Linked DNA regions of Mus musculus: regions 1 and 2 are each linked to region 3. The links are chromatin contacts, found by Hi-C or POLR2A ChIA-PET in ENCODE. All regions are on one chromosome and are shown on one strand. The core of a region is the stretch at or near the end of the contact, and the rest is flanking DNA. Distances in the headings are between cores, read along the strand shown.

What was found. Hi-C counts contacts between places; a loop is a spot of excess contacts on that map. ChIA-PET counts read pairs that join two places held with the same protein, here RNA polymerase II (POLR2A).
Region 1: POLR2A ChIA-PET joins it to region 3 with 14 read pairs in embryonic stem cell. The contact joins the promoter of Cbl here to the promoter of Hinfp in region 3. POLR2A ChIA-PET finds 5 or more read pairs at or near these places in 4 of 5 experiments (Patski and embryonic stem cell).
Region 2: POLR2A ChIA-PET joins it to region 3 with 11 read pairs in Patski. The contact joins the promoter of Hyou1 here to the promoter of Hinfp in region 3. A Hi-C loop is called at or near these places in 1 of 37 maps with a recorded cell type or tissue (heart). POLR2A ChIA-PET finds 5 or more read pairs at or near these places in 4 of 5 experiments (Patski and embryonic stem cell).

Annotation. Positions count from the first base shown.
Region 1 is chr9:44,232,501-44,235,760 of GRCm38, reverse strand. Cbl (Casitas B-lineage lymphoma) reads left to right here and starts at 1,715. Exons shown (of 16, transcript NM_007619.2): 1 at 1,715-2,061. The coding sequence starts at 1,873.
Region 2 is chr9:44,377,905-44,380,830 of GRCm38, reverse strand. It overlaps Hyou1 (hypoxia up-regulated 1), which reads right to left and starts at 1,341. Exons shown (of 26, transcript NM_021395.4): 1 at 1,236-1,341; 2 at 221-318; 3 at 1-15. The coding sequence starts at 311.
Region 3 is chr9:44,304,289-44,307,564 of GRCm38, reverse strand. It overlaps Hinfp (histone H4 transcription factor), which reads left to right and starts at 1,894. Exons shown (of 10, transcript NM_172162.3): 1 at 1,894-1,949.

The sequences.
Region 1 (3,260 bases), core at 466-2,965, 72 kb after region 3:
GAGTGCTGCCTATATTTTTCTTTGGTAGATTCTTCTTTTTTTTTTTTTTTCTAGGTAGAAAATGATAAAAATCTGGGCAGAGTGATACATGCCTATGATCCCAGCACCCAGGAGGCAGAGGCAGGAGCATCTTTGTGAGTTTATGGCCAGTCTGTTCTACATAAAGAGTTCCAGGATAGCCAGGACTACATAGAGAGACCCTGTCTGAAAACAAAAACCCCAAGCTCAATACCACCAACAAAAACAAAACAAAGAAATAAAAGGCAGGCTATTGACATGAAATGATAATACAGGTTCAAAAAGGTCTTAAAGATGACTGACTTGCAGCCGGGCGTGGTGGCGCACACCTTTAATCCCAGCACTTGGGAGGCAGAGGCAGGTGGATTTCTGAGTTCGAGGCCAGCCTGGTCTACAGAGTGAGTTCCAGGTCAGCCAGGACTACACAGAGAAACCCTGTCTCGAAAAAAAAAAAAAAAAATGACTGATTTGCAACCCAAAGTTGTGGGACTGAATAATTCTGGTGTTCAGAGACTGTTTTCTTTCTTCAAGTACTGGACAAGTTCAACAACCTACCAGCCAAAGGCTTGGTGGCAGAACTGAGTACTTAATGTCACCAAATGGTTTTGGAGCTAAAAAAATATTAGCAAACCAAGGTTGGGTACTTTCTTCTTCTTTGGAAAAGAAGTTCCTATTTTCAAAGTACTTCTAGTGAAGTCTGAAGATTAGGGAAGTGAAGGTGTCCGGGAGCTGAATTTCTGTTCCCTCCATGCAAGTGGCTCACAGCCTCTGTGGGCGGGGCCTCGTGCCGCCAGCGCATTCCGCTGAGCAATAGAATATCTTTAAAGTACATATTCAGTTCCCAGAAAAGGAATTGCTCTTCAGAAAGAAAAAGATCAAAAGGAAGTTACTTGTTTTAAAAAGGTTAAAAAGTCTGGAAGAAGCGCGTGAGACGCGAGTGTCCTTAACCTTAAACCTTTATGTGACTTAGTCTGCAAAAAGCTGCAGCAACTGAATTCCCAACCTTTGAGGGTTATAAATACCAAGGCGATTTTTAATCCCTGCGCTCGGGAGGTAGAGGCATGTGAATCTCTGTGAGTTCAGAGCCACCCTGGTCTACACAGCGAGTTCCAAGGCAGCCAGGGCTACATGGTGAAACAAGATGGTGGAATAGGGATATAGCTCAAGGTGGGGTACTTGTCTAGGATGTGTGAGGTCGTAGGTTCAATTCCAATCACCACAAAAATAAAAACACTAAGGGGAAGAAAACGAACTTTGGCTTTCTTTTTCCATCTTTCCACAAGATGAGGCAGATAACTCGAAGCTCAATATCCACATTTAGAAGACTCCTTCCATCCCTACCCGTCTTAATCCGAGCACAGCCATGACTCAACTCCCGGAGGCAACAAGCCCAGGCCACAACGAACATGGACGGCCAGGCTTCTCTTCTGCCTAGTGCGCAGGTTCTACCTTGGACCCCACCTCTTTCCTTCCATTCCTCTCTTCTCCAGCAGAGGGCGCAGGCACTGAGTTTTCTTTGGGCTCCGCCCCGCCCGTCCCAGTGGGTCAGGGCGGGAGCAGTGGGCGCGGAAACTTGGTCGAGGCTTTCCGGGAGCCGCGGGGCACGCGGGTGCACGCGAGCTCGTGCGCGCGTTGGGGGTCGCCGCGGCGTGCCGTGCTTGCCCGTCTCCGGCGCGCGCCCCCGCGTTGCGCCGGCCGCGCTCGCGCCCGCGCAGGGGCGCGCCTCAGGGCGGGCGCCTCCCTCTCACTCCCTGGGCTGCGAGCGCCGGCGGTGGTTGCCGGAGAGGCCCCTCCTTCTCGCCCGGCTCCATTCCCTCGCTCGCGGCCGAGCGGGCTCCCGACCCTCCGCTGGCCATGGCCGGCAACGTGAAGAAGAGCTCGGGCGCCGGCGGCGGCGGCTCTGGGGGCTCGGGAGCGGGCGGCCTGATCGGGCTCATGAAGGACGCCTTCCAGCCGCACCACCACCACCACCACCTCAGCCCGCACCCTCCCTGCACGGTGGACAAGAAGATGGTGGAGAAGTGCTGGAAGCTCATGGACAAGGTGAGCGGCCTGCGGGCGCGCGCGGCGCCGGGTGGGCGTGGGCGGTGGGGCGCCAGGGAGGGCTGCCGTTGGCAGTTGGGAACGTTGAGGTGTGGGGGAGCCAGACAAAGATGGGGTGGGGGCTGGGGGAGGGCTGGTCACCGCGCCACCCGGGCGGAAGTGCGATGGGGGTGCGGAGCTTGGGGATGTGGGTCGTCGAGTGAGCCCCGGGAGGTGGGCCTGGGGTGCTGGGGGTGGGATGTGTGTTGGATCTGCCGGCTACGGCTCCGGGTTTGGAAGAGGAGTCGCCCTGGGTGAGGGACTTGGGTTCAGGAGGCGGCCCGGCTGACTGCGGTCAGGGTGAGCTTATAGTTTTTTCTCATTAAGATGTAGCACACAGATCAAAGAAAAAGAGGTGGGTTTAAATGGGGGCAGGGAAGGAAGGAACTTCCCTTCTCCGCTAAGGATGGCTTAAGTTTTTGTCTTGCAAAGTGTTGGATGTAATCCATCGCTGCTGCTGAGATAGGCACTGGTTAAACCACAAGTTCTGGTTAGAACCATTATCTTTCGAAAGGTGGACTGACTGAGCGTGCTGAATTAATAGTCTGACTTCTACAGAACTTCCTGCTTGCTCTCGGTGCTTTTCGCTGGGCTGTAGTGTTTGATTTTTGTAACGGGCCTACCTGCTTATTATTTAAGACCCCTTTGATAGCCATTATAAAATCAGGTGCGGGGGTGGGGTTGCCTATGGTTAGCCCTTTAAGTCTGTCAATCAGGAGAATCTTACTTCCTTACAGTTGAGCCTGTATAATGTAGTCTTGTAGTTGGCCCCAGTACTTAAACGTGAATACACAATCTTGTCTTAACATTTTGTTGGAAGTCAGTGCTCTGTTTCCTTAACTCTTACCACAGTTATTATTTTTTTCAACATTCCTACTGCAGATAAATGTGATTAGGAGGCCCCGGCATGTAAGTGAATGGTGTTATTTCCTCCGGAGTAAATTTGGTTTTCTTTGGTTCCTCTCTGGGCCTAGGTTCCTCTTCTGTAAAGTTCTCTATGGGTTGTTTTGGACTAGAAACAGCCAATAAAATGATTATGAAGCACTTGGCCAATGTAACTGCTATATAAATGCTTAATAAGTCTTGTGTGAGAATTAACACTCTTGCACTCCATACCAGGTTTCAGAGCCACTTTTCCAGGGCTGACCCCCCCCCCCCTA
Region 2 (2,926 bases), core at 92-2,591, 74 kb before region 3:
TCACAGCCAATGTGTCTGAAGGGAAGACAGAATGTAGGTTTCTCTGTCAGTTCTCTGCTTCCCACACCCTCCTGCCTTCCTAAGGCAAATCAATGGAAGCAGCCTGCTTTCCATGGCAAAGACAAAGAAAAAGGCTAGATCCAGCAACCCCAAACTCGAGTAGGCACCTTGTGCCCTCTTATCCTTCCATTCTTCTTTAACACCTTAGCCAGGTACATACCGCTCAGTGCCAACAGGTCTGCCAAGAGGACAGCCACCAAGGCCCAACAGAGTAGCCTCCTTGGCCTCTGCCTTCTTACTGTGGCTGCCATTGTGACCCTAATGGGAAAGGAAAAACACTTGTAACTGGATGCTGAATGAAGAAGGAAACAGAACCACATCCCAGAACAGACAAGCTCAAAGATTCTTATCTGTTGCACTTTGGCAAAAAAGCACAGCAGCTCGACCTCTTCTCTTCCTTCCTGAGGAGTTTCAATCATTTTAAACATCCTCCCAAGTGTCTCACATTCGGGCCGAAGCAAAAGGGCCCTCCACCACTTACTTAGACAAATAAGAGTTGACCTTTTTTCGGTCTACGTACAGGTAAGCAATCGGCACACCACAGCACTGTACCTGTCAGACACCTGGAGCTTGGCCAGGACCCTCGAAATCGGCTCAAATACCTCACACCTGGGGTTCCCGGGTGGCCGGGAAAGCCAGGTTGAGCTTGGGCAGGAACTGGAAGGTGATGACGTTGGGGATGGCTGGCACAGAAGGGTTTGTCCCCTTCTCTGAATTCCCTGAGCATTGTCCAGCCCACCCTCCTTGCCCATCCCACTCCTGGGCCACGCTGCCTACGCAGACGTTGTGCAGGCTAAGGTTACAAGCCGGGTGGATGTTCACCTAAACCTCACCTGACGAAGGTGGAAGATCCCACTCCCAGAAATGGATTCAGGCCCACCCTGAGCGCGAGGGGGCAGCTCAGCGCCTGAACTTCAGGACCGAAGGGACCGGTGTCCGTGCGGCCCTCGCTCCGGCTACCGGCCCGCCCCCGAAGCTAGCACGCTGCCTCCCCTAGGAGCCGCGGCCCGACGGCTGCTCCATCCTCACCCCCGCTCCCTCTGGCCTTCAGCTCCTGTGTCCTTCGCTCCGGGATCAAGGCGGCGAGGACGTACCCACACGGCCAGCAGCACGACCCCAACCCCGGGCCCTTCACAACTCCCCTTCGTTTGCAAACTGTTACAGTGGCCACCAACCTCTCAGCGGCGTCTCGCGCACCAGCCGGCCCCGGACGCGGCGCACGCTCATTGGCGCCCCTGCCGCTCGGCCCTGCGCCGCGCACTTAGCACCGCCCACGAGACCCGGCGCGAGACCCCATTGGTCCACGTAGAAGACCCGCCCCTCTGCGGCCCCGCCCCTCGAGGACGCAGCTGGGCCTGAGTACCGGTTGGGACGAAACTGCCAGAGCTGGCTGCGGATTGGGCCACGTCACGGTTCGCGGCCGGGTTACTCCTCGCGGGACTTCTGCCAGCATCGGTGCCGGACGCTTCGATGCGGAACCCTAGCGGAACCCCGCGTGGGAGCAGGTGCTCTCGTGGATTGCGAAGTCCTTGGCCTTCTTCCGGTTACCTGGGGCATCCGCGCGACGGAATCATACTGAGCTGCATTCGCTGCGGCGACGCGGAAGAGGCGCATGCGTGTGCCCTGGACTTGGGCAAGATAACAGGGGACCACTCCAACTTTATGGGTTCATTGAAAAACCTAAGCCACAAGAATGATGTTCGCTGATGGGCCGGAGATAAACCGTGTTTGTGACGGATTGGCTTTAACTCTGAACCCCAATAGTACGAGAGACGATATTGCAAACTAAAAAATAAGACTTTAATTGGCTTGACCTTTGGTACCGTCATTGTTTCTTCTTAGGAATGGTTCAGGGCTGGGAAAATAGCTCAGAGATACAGCTCTTGTCTGGCGTAGTTAAGGCTCTGGATTCCATCAACAACACCGTTCAAAAATTAAGAAAAGAAATGAGTATTCGGGCTGGTGAAATGGCTCAGTGGGTAAGAGCACTGACTGCTCTTCCAAAGGTACGGAGTTCAATTCCCAGCAATCACATGGTGGGTGGCTCACAACCACCCATAATGAGATATGATGCCCTCCCTCTTCTAGTGTGTCTAAAGACAGTGTACTTACATATAATAATAAATAAATCTTTTTTTAAAAAATGAGTATTCATGTGATGTAAAGATTAGGAACGGACTGGTGGTGGTGGCCTTAATCTTAGCACTTGGGAGGCAGAGGCAAGCAGATCTCTACCTGCTTGAGGCCATCCTGGTCTACGGAGCAAGTTCCACAACAAACAACCAAGGCTACCCAGAGAAACTCTGTCTCAAAAACGAAACCAACCAAACACACACACTGCTACCCAGAGAAAAGATTTATAAATAAAAGTAAGTCCCCTGACACAACCTCCCACTCTTATCTGTAGCATGATATGTAACTTCCTGCTCATTATGATACACATATCTCTTTCTAGAAAAGTAACATTTTTCGAACAATAACAAAAAAAGCAATTATTTGCTATTTTTCAACTAAGAATTTTCTGTGTCAGTGGGATTTCCCTCGTTACTACTGTACAACATTGTGTACAACAGTGCATAATGTGGGCTTTATCTGCCAGTGATAGATGTGTAAGTTGTCGATTCTGTTGAGTTTCGCTTTTTTCATTTTGTGTGTGCTGTACACACATATGGCATTTGTGTTTGTGTGTGTGTGCTGAGTCCAGAAAAGAACATTAGATGTCCTGCTCTATCAATTTCTGCCTTATTTATTTTTTTAGACAGGGTCTCTCATGAAACATGGAGCTAGGCTGGTGCCCACCAAGCCCCAGTGAGTTTCCCTACTCCAACCTCAACAGCACTGTGATTACAAGTGCATAGGGCCTTTT
Region 3 (3,276 bases), core at 645-3,144:
TCTCTAAACTTTTATTTACATAGGACACAGACAAAATGATTTTTGAGGAAGTGTCTCTAGCCCAGGCTGTCTTGTCACCTACTATATAGTACCAGCTCCCGGAAACTGCCCTCAGGTTTTATGATCCTCCTTCCTGCCTCCCCTTCCCCTGCCCCTCCCCTGGGAGTACAAGTGTGTATGTGTCACCACACCAAGCTCATTGTGGTGGTTGGCTGTATTTTGTTTTCGGAGGGGAGGTCTCTCTCCCTGTCTAACCTTGGGTGGTCCAGGACTCACTATGTAAACCAGATTGGCCTTAAACTCAGAGGTCCACCTGCCGCTTCCTCTGGAGTGCTAGGAGTGAAATTATGTGCCGCCGCACATGGCATTTTTTTTTTTTTCGAGACAGGGTTTCTCTGTGTAGCCCTGGCTGTCCTGGAACTCACTTTATAGACCAGGCTGGCCTCGAACTCAGAAATCCGACTGCCTCTGCCCCTCGAGTGCTGGGATTAAAGGCATGCACTACCACGCCTGGCTTGAGCATGGCAATTTTAAATTCTGAATTTCCTTCACTGGATTGTGTGACTGTGACTGGTTTATAAAAACGAAGAAATAGGCGCAACTGGTCTTTCTCACTGGGTAGTGTAGACTGCACAGTAGTAAGCACAAATACAATATATCATAATAAGAAGAGTCAATTCTCAGGCAAAGGACCGTCTCCATTGAAAACACAAGAATGGCTAGTTACGTAATGGGAAGTGGGAAGGGGAGACTTTCAGGGGAAAACAAGTGGACACATGGGAAGTAAAAGGAGGCACAGTGTGGTGGGGAAACTGAAATTTGTGTCTGAGGTGCAGGAAATGAGGTCCAAGACGCAAGATAGGATTTGAGGTAGGCAGCACCCAGATGCTGGCGTTTGGAAATTCTCCATTTGGTTTGGGGCCATTGTACTGAAGGCAACAGAACGCCTTTGAATATTTTACACAGAATTCTGACTTGATCGAGTCTGGTTTTGTTAAAGATCACTTTGCTGGGCTCTGTGAAGGATGTCTTGTAGAGAAATTAAGCACTGGGGCATGTTAAATGAGTGTGGAGTTCTGGAATGGGTGTCATTCGTCGAACAGAATGGAAGTGAAGATAGAGGAATATGGATGATCACGTGTTAAAGAAAGTAGACTTCGGCCGGGCGTGGTGGTGCACGCCTTTAATCCCAGCACTTGGGAGGCAGAGGCAGGCAGATTTCTGAGTTCCAGGACAGCCAGGGCTACACAGAGAAACCCTGTCTCGAAAAAACCAAAAAAAAAAAAAAAAAAAGAAAAAAGAAAAAAAAAAAAAGTAGACTCCGGGGCTGGTGTGTGTGTGTCTGTTGGTAGAGCATTTGTCTAGCAAGCAGAAACCCTTGAATGAATCCCCCAGTATCCCTTAAACTTGGTGAGGTGGCGCACTTAGGCAGGTGGGTCTCTGTGAGTCCAAGGTCAACCTGGGGTACGGTACATAAAACAGAGAAGACTTAAGAAAATCAAAGATGAAGGTGGTGCCCCAGTGTAGGCGAACTACCTAGACAACTAACCGAACTACAAACACCGTGAGGAAGATGACAGACAAGGCCGGCCAAACTAGGCGCATGCCCAGTGGGTGGTCGGCGCGAGTTTGCGCAGTAGTGGGAATTCAAGCCTCAAAGCTTCCCGCCTGCGCACAGTCGGGAGCAGGCCCAACCCACTTTTGAAGGTGACGCGAACTTCAGCCACATCCGGTCGTCCCTCACTCTCCCCCTTGGGACTCGGAGCCCTCTCCGGGACGATTCCCGCCTCTTCCGTGTTTTGGTGCGCACGGGCTCTGACAGACGCAGCGGCCATTGGCTGTCGGTCGACTCGAGAGCGGCGATTGGCTGTCGCTGGTCGTCGCTCAAACGCCTCGGGGTAGATGGTGTGAGGTGGGTGGGGCGCTGGGCAAACCAGCGGCGCTGGCAGGTGAGTGGAGGCTTGCGGCTCCCGTACCTTGGCGGCTAAAGCGGCTCTCTCCGGAGCCTGCGGAAGGCCGGGCTTCCTGGAGCCGCTCGGTGTGGCGTCCGTGCCGGCCCTTAGCCTCCGCGCCCTCGGGCTAGGGGGTCTCTGCGGCTGGACTCCCTCGGCACCACGCTTGACGCCGGGGATCCCGGGAAGCTCTCCCGGATGGGCTACTTCCTCTGAGTTCTAGCTACCTATCCTCCGGCCTCAGCGCCCAGGCGAGGCTGCCCACCGGCCTTTTCGTGTCCCGATCTCCCTGGTCCTGCGCCTTGGATTGGTTGCGGGGTTCAGCCGTCAGATCCTGGTCTGTGAGTCCTTGTTTAGGACCTGGGCCTTTCTTCTGGATTGTGGCTCAGAGTTCATTGGTGCCTGGCGATAGAGTATATACTCTCCTGATAATTGTTGATGGGATGGTTTTGTACTTTGACTAGTGATGAAATGTCAGGTAAGGATCCTGGGGGGGTTGGATGCTTCTCCATCCCCTAATTAACACTCAGAAACAAGGCTAGATGTAGCAAACCCTTAGTGAGCCTCAGTAGTGCATTAGGCCCATATGGCTTAAGTAATTTAAGATCACAAAACTAAGGAGTTTCGTTTTATTTTCCTTCTCCATCCTTCTGACTTCCTCTTCAGACAGATACACCCTTAGACATAATGTGATGTCCGTGGTGGCTTTCTTTTTTGTGAGACCATCTTAACTTTGTGGCTCTGGCTGTCCTGAAATTCTCAAGAGATCCTGTCTCAAAGACTGGCAACGCCACCCTGTTCCCCACCACTTGATTAGTGGTGTGAGCATATGTGAGTGAATGGTGGTGGTGGGGTTCCTGGGGTCATATTCAGGTTGTCAGGCTAGTGTGACAAGAGCTGCTTTCCCCCACTGAGCCATCTCACTTCTGCAGAATTGTCCCTTTAATGTCCCTCCTAGAAATTTTGCATCAACCTTTCACTTTGTTCTCGTTCTTTTAAACTACATACTTATTATATACTTTTGTTTTGTTTTGTTTTTAGAGACAGGGTTTGTCTGTGTAGCCCTGGCTGTCCTGGAACTCACTTTGTAGACCAGGCTAGCCTTAAACTCAGAAATCCGCCTGCCTCTGCCTCCCGAGTGCTGGGATTAAAGGCGTGCACCACCACGCCCAGCTTATTATATTCTTAAAAATGTTTAGTAAAGTATAGACACTGGAGTGTAAACAGGGCTCCTTCAGTCAAATGGAATCTACATTTTAACGTTAAAGGAGTAGTGGGATCTAGTATTGTGTGGGCAAAGCAAAGACAAATTATGGTATTGAAT